2 separate regions of the Mus musculus genome follow, and region 1 is linked to region 2. Evidence: chromatin loops called from intact Hi-C (ENCODE). Cell type or tissue: heart. All regions are shown on one strand. Each heading gives the region's core, and the rest is flanking DNA. Links, peaks and the distances in the headings are about the cores only. Region 1 overlaps Ranbp9 (RAN binding protein 9). Region 2 overlaps Gm32939 (a long non-coding RNA gene).

Region 1 (2,916 bases), core at 173-2,672, 120 kb before region 2:
AAATTATAATAATGTATAAGTCAATCATTTTCATTGTTTGATAAGAAAAGGGAGGCATTCGAATGCATCATTAAGGTGTTGTTTTAAAAAAAGAGAAGTCACATCCACAGATAGCACTAGACATGCCATATATTTGCATTTAATGAACTTAAAGAGACCAGCTTAGTTGAAAGTTACAACATAATTCCTACCCACTTAGACTCACTGACTACACTGAAATCAGTGTAAAAGCGCTTTCTATCTCCAGCCTTCACCCTGAGGCAGTGAAGTACAAAGGACAGCTGAGCCAGGAAGACTGGCTCCAGCCTCAGAGCCCAAAGGTTGCCCTGTCCAGCAACCCATGCTCACAAGTGTTCTGTGAAATGTTTCATCTGGAAATCTGGCTTATGCTTAGCTGTGAATCAGTCCAAGTAAAAACATAACCTTGTAGCCACCATTTTTTATTAAAATGTAAGAAATATCACTGCAGACCCATTTCGGTGTCACAATCTTCCATTTCGTGGTCATGTTTAGAGCTACCATTTAGGAAACCATTGGATGAAGTTTCTCCAACTCCATTGGAGTAGTGATCTGTTTCCATGTCTACATCATTACTGAAAATGAAGAAAACAAACCTAATTTTAGAAATTAGTTTAAGATAAATTACTACAACACAACTTTGTAGCCTGTAAGAAACTAATTTTCATAAGATAATAGCAATCTGCAAATGAGGTAAATGAGGTTAAATCTCAAATGTACCAAACCATACAGGACTGATCGTTAACAAATTTGCACTCCTGGAGATGAAGGAGCAGAGGCCCGTGCAAAAGTGTAATTATTCTTGTCACTTTACATAAGTATGGAAAAGTCATGTTTTGGCATAATACTTATTTTTCAAACTCACATCTGTACTTTTTTGTTATGCCTGAATCTTTCTGAGACAACCCCCTCCACTGCTTCCGTATGCTTCTAGACTGTTTCATATCTACATTAGTGAAACCTTGTTTTTGTTATCAGTCCTTGCTATTTAAAACTATGCTGTTTCAAAAATAACTAATAAATAAAACAAACAAAATCCAAGGTACTCCGTCTCACCTGCTTCCACCTTCTTAGATCTCCACAGCACTACGACTGTCCAGGCTGTCTTTTGGCTAGTGACTCTAAAGGACCATTAAATCTTCACTTTCATTTTTATTTTTACATGATCTATATTGCCCAGGCTTTGAATTTACAATCCCCCTGCCTCCACCTCCTAAATAGTTGAAATCACAGCTAAGTACCACCACTCCCAGCTCAACCACTTTTATTTTTAAACAGTAGTCAATGTTTTTGAACAGGTTCCATGCTTGCTCATGCTGCATCCTAACAAAACAAAAGCCAAATCCTAGTACAGATAACCCAGTCACTGTCAGCTGAACAAGGCTGTACACATGCACACGACACCTAACGCCTCCCTACCTCTACCCACCCCTTCCTGGGCAACAAATCTGTAAGGTAAAGAAAGGCCAGGCAGGAGGAGGCAAAGGACTCAGGACTACAGAACAGACTGACCTCGCTGGAGGGGACACCTGGCCCTGGGTCTTAAGGGCAGAACAGCAGCGAATGGGTAGAGCGCTTCAGAGAATGGGGGAGAGAAGCACTAGTTCCTAAGTCAGAAATCCTGGTAAGAACTTTCAGCTCTGCAACTGACTACCTAATTAGTGACCTTAAGAAACAGCATTTACTTTCTGATATTCAGCTATACATCTGTAAAATGGTTTAAAGAGCTAATGCCATCTTTAATCAACTTCACAATACTGGTGCAGAAAAGTCATTACTCAAGTACAAATACTTCTTACTGGTTAGCAGTTTTAAAAGTACTTGCTAAGTTTAATGTCTTGCTTTCTTTACTGCAAAGGAGGATGTTGTATCATCAACCCTGTGGCTAAGCAAGAATGCAGGTAATAATTGGTTTACTGAGCAACTTCCTGCCAAGAGGGCAGCATCTAAGAGAAAATGTCACAGACCAGCAGAAAACTTACCACAGGACAAAGGCAGAACTCTGTCAACAATCAAAATACCAACTATAAAGTTCTAATTAACATCTGGGCTTCCCACTCAGAATTTGTTTCCTTTTTATTCTAAGAAATCAACCGACTATGAAAGAGTACCCACCCTCTACAACAGTTCTTTCTCCTACTGTTCTCCATCTTTTGTGCCCTGCCCCAAGATCCTGTACCTTTTCCCCTTAAAAGTTTCTGTCATATGTGATAGATAACCTAGGAACTTCAGTGTCTTTCTAAATTCTCAAATATAATTTTAAAAATTGTATTTTCAATTTAAAATACTATTTGTTCTGAGATTCCATGCTAACAGTTGGTTCTCCTTCAATAAGTAATTCAGAACACTGTTTGAAAATGCAGTGTTTCTGATTCTAGTTATAGAAAAGGCTACATCACTGGGCAGACTGAATACTTACAAATTTGTTCTTAAATGCGTGTTGTCCAGAGATTATACTGCATGGGTTTTAAAAATCCAGGAATGTTAAATCTGAGAGTGTAAAGGCATATGATATGTTCATTAACATATATATCTTCTGTTTGTTTGTTTTCTGAGACAGAGTCTCTCTAGGTAGCCTTGGCTCTCCTGGAACTTACTCTGTAGACCAGAGCTCTATACACGAGGAACTTAAAAGCCTATGGGAAACAGAGTCCCTATCGTTTTACTTGATGGGAGCCCAGAGCTGCAGAGTGCAGTGTGGACTACAGAAGTTCTTCAGATAATTATCAGTAAAGATGGCATCAATGTTCTGGCCATCCCTAGGGATACAGAAATTAGGGAAGTCACTCTATTACCTGGTAAAGTTATTAACTTGCTGTGACCTTGATACATTGAGACTGTTTAGCTCCGGTACAGTCAAGCTGGATAGCTGGTGTTTACTATGGCAATATGATTGGT
Region 2 (2,916 bases), core at 105-2,604:
TCTTAATGGGTTGGGGTACTGAGAAGACACGAAGGCAGCGAGTATCCAACCAAAGAAGCAATGTCATGGAATGAAGAAATGATCCCCGGAGGAGGGAGGGTACATGGAACAAATGCCTTTTGCCTGATTCTGTCCAGAGCCTGTGCTGGTACTTGGGTCCTTAAATGAAATGATGTTCGTTCTCTTCTTTCACGCAAACAGATTGGCATAATATGTTGTTTTGCAAGACCCACAGGAGAAGAGCATAAAGCCGGTGTTCCTTGGACAGGCAGGCAGCCTGGTCCAAGTGCATCTATAAACCGTAACCGCCCACACCCAAAGGCAGCGTGTAAGACAAAAAAAGCAGTTTAGAAGATTCCCATTAGCAAGGATAAAAGGTAAGAGCCTCAGACCTTGTCTGCAACACACATATAGCATGGCATAAATTGTGTGTCTTACAGTCTGCGGGGGTGGGGGTGGGGGTCCCTAGCCCATGTGCCTCTCTCGGGGGATGACCACGTCTGAGGGAGGCTTGTGCCTCGTGTTCACTCCTCTGTCATCTGCATTGCGGGTTAGCTCTCACCCACTCCCACCACACTCCTGCTTTCTCTGGCGCCCCTTCAGAGCTCTGGAGCTAATTTTAACCTGTAAGCTGAATCTCAAAGCAAAGAAGTCCTAGAGCTCCGGGTGGCTTGAAACTAAAGGAAACAGGCCGTAAAGTGTTCAGAGAGATAAGGCAAGCCAGGAGATAACTGCTTTCCTCTCTGACCATTGAGCAGAACTTGACAATAAGGGCAGATCATCTTTGGTAAATGTCTTGTCATGGGACAGCAGGCATTCACTGAGGCATTATGGAGCATTATTTTGGAAGGGAGCTGGTTAAAAAAAAAGTGCTATGTTGTTTCTAGGCTTTGGGCCATGTGCATATATACTAATATACTCAAGGGAAGGTGGGTTAACAGCAGTTTTTTTTTTTTGCGGGGAGAAGAATGGGATGGGGCAGGAAGCTTCCTAGAAGTGTGATTCGTGCAAGAGTGACGGCAGTTCAGGGAACTGTCGGGAATACAAAGTTCCCCCATTTGCTAACGGCTGTTCTCTGTGTTTGTTTTTGATACAGAGGACCACTATGGGCCAGATGAAAGGGACTCATCTCTACCCAGGGCACTGAGCACTGTTTAAGCACTCTTAAAGTCGGCTAATACTAACGATCAGCCCTCATTGTAAGCACTCCCTCTGATGTTCATTTTCCAGTAAATAAGCAAAGATGTTGGGGGATGGGCTATCTGACTTCCTAATTGGCAGCTGTTGGACTCTCCTTTGTTGCCCTGGCCGCCTTGAGCAAAAGGACTGTCAATCAAAAGCCAGCTGGACTACACTTAATGCCAACACTGGCTGTGTCGAATACTCCACAGGCGCTTTGAGAGGACAACGCTCTGAATGCAGCTGGCTGTTCCTGCACCTGAAGGGGTGGCCTCGGCCAGGGCTGTTCAAACAGACAGCAACTGGACTGTTTGGTATCACAAGCCTCAGTGAACTCAGGTTACCCTGTAACCACTTCCAACCTAAGCCAGAGGGGGAGTGCCATGGAGAGAAAAGCGGCTGTGACTAGGGCTAAAGAGACAGGGCTCTGATTGGTGCAAACACAAACCCTCATTTGCATGTGGTTTGCTCTGATTGGAGCAAGCTCCCCTCCCTCCTCTAGCTACAGAAGCAGGCAATTTAGTAAGCATCCTGGCAGACGCACCTTCTTGTACTGCCTTCCCATGTAGCAATGTTATGCCCAATAAAAGGCTTCTCTTGAGTGATCTTCTCTTGCTTTTTTAATAGCGTGGGCTGAGCTGATAACACGAGGAAAGGAGCGGGAGAGACAGTGAAGCAACTGGAGGTTAGGTGACTGCTGGGCCAAGCTGCTGAAGCAGTAAGTGGCTACTTGGCAGCTGGAGGCTACAAAGCTACAGAGTTAGAGAAAAGAGAATGCCGGCCTAGGGACTGGAAGAGTTCTAGAGAGCTGTCAAACTATTTGGGCCAAAAGACCTCTAACACCCCAAGCCCAGGAGCTAGAACATACTGGCCACTGTCAGCGTGAGGAAATCCTGATGCCTGCTACAGTCAGTAGTTGCTAAAGACTACTGGGAATCCTGACTTCCTAAGAATAGAAACACAGTGGCACTTGCCTTTAATCCTACACCCCCCACCCCCAGTAGGTGGAGGCAGGTTATGTGCAGCGCGGAAGGTTAAGTGAAATAATAACCGTATTTCCTCCATCGGGATCGTAATACCTTTAGCCTGGCAGTGGTGGCTCATACCTTTAATCCCAACATTTGGGAGGCAGAGACAGGCAGATATCTGAGTTTGAGGCCAGCCTGCTCTACAAAGAGTTCAGGGAGCTGCCAGGGCTACAAAGAGAAACAGAAACTCTGCCTCTGAAAACCAAACTAAACCAAACACAAACCCCAACAAGAACAACAAAACAAAAAAATCCAAAACAACAACAACAACATCACCACCACCACCAGCAGCAGAAAACCCAGTAGCATGAAGAATCCAGTTACCCAAGGCCTCCAAGGAGCTATTAACACTAGTGGGACACTGCTGGCTGCTGATTGGATGGTCTTGAATACAAACATTGTTGAGAACAGCTAGCCTCCTACCTACCCACAATTGTCATCAGGTTTTGTTTGTCTTGAACTCTGAATGACATTGCTCTCAAGCTTAAAAATAAAATAAAGCCCCCCAGGAAGTGGAAGTTTTTGTAGTGTGTTATGACAGACTCAGGTGGTATTTTGCTGAGGCAAGCCCATGCTAGCTGTTGTTCTTGATTTGATTCCCAGCATCCACACAGCAGCTTACAACCAGTTGTAACTCTAGTTTCCAGGGGATTGGGTGGCCTCCAAGGGCAGTAGGCAGGCACATACATAAAACGGATAGGACACTTAT

The links. Hi-C counts contacts between places; a loop is a spot of excess contacts. Peaks named below come from ENCODE experiments on the same cell type or tissue, not always from the same donor. Only the 100,000 strongest peaks of a DNase experiment are listed, where the experiment ranks them.
Region 1: a loop joins it to region 2, with 2.0 times the contacts of the local background. A loop is called at or near these places in 2 of 42 quality-filtered maps.

Annotation. Positions count from the first base shown.
Region 1 is chr13:43,413,512-43,416,427 of GRCm38, forward strand. It overlaps Ranbp9 (RAN binding protein 9), which reads right to left. Exons shown (of 14, transcript NM_019930.2): 10 at 2,814-2,916; 11 at 472-593. It overlaps Gm52048 (a long non-coding RNA gene), which reads left to right. Exons shown (of 2, transcript XR_003950637.1): 2 at 1-2,916. Among named protein-coding and RNA genes, the nearest start is that of Gm52048, 5.7 kb to the left of the region's middle. In heart, for the core only: no CTCF peak of the experiment used is centred there; no DNase peak of the experiment used is centred there.
Region 2 is chr13:43,530,002-43,532,917 of GRCm38, forward strand. Gm32939 (a long non-coding RNA gene) reads left to right here. Exons shown (of 4, transcript XR_382266.3): 3 at 202-377; 4 at 1,097-1,784. Among named protein-coding and RNA genes, the nearest start is that of Gm32939, 15 kb to the left of the region's middle. In heart, for the core only: a CTCF peak has its summit at 1,535; DNase peaks (open chromatin) are centred at 590 and 1,480; H3K4me3 peaks cover 1,474 bases; H3K27ac peaks cover 2,500 bases.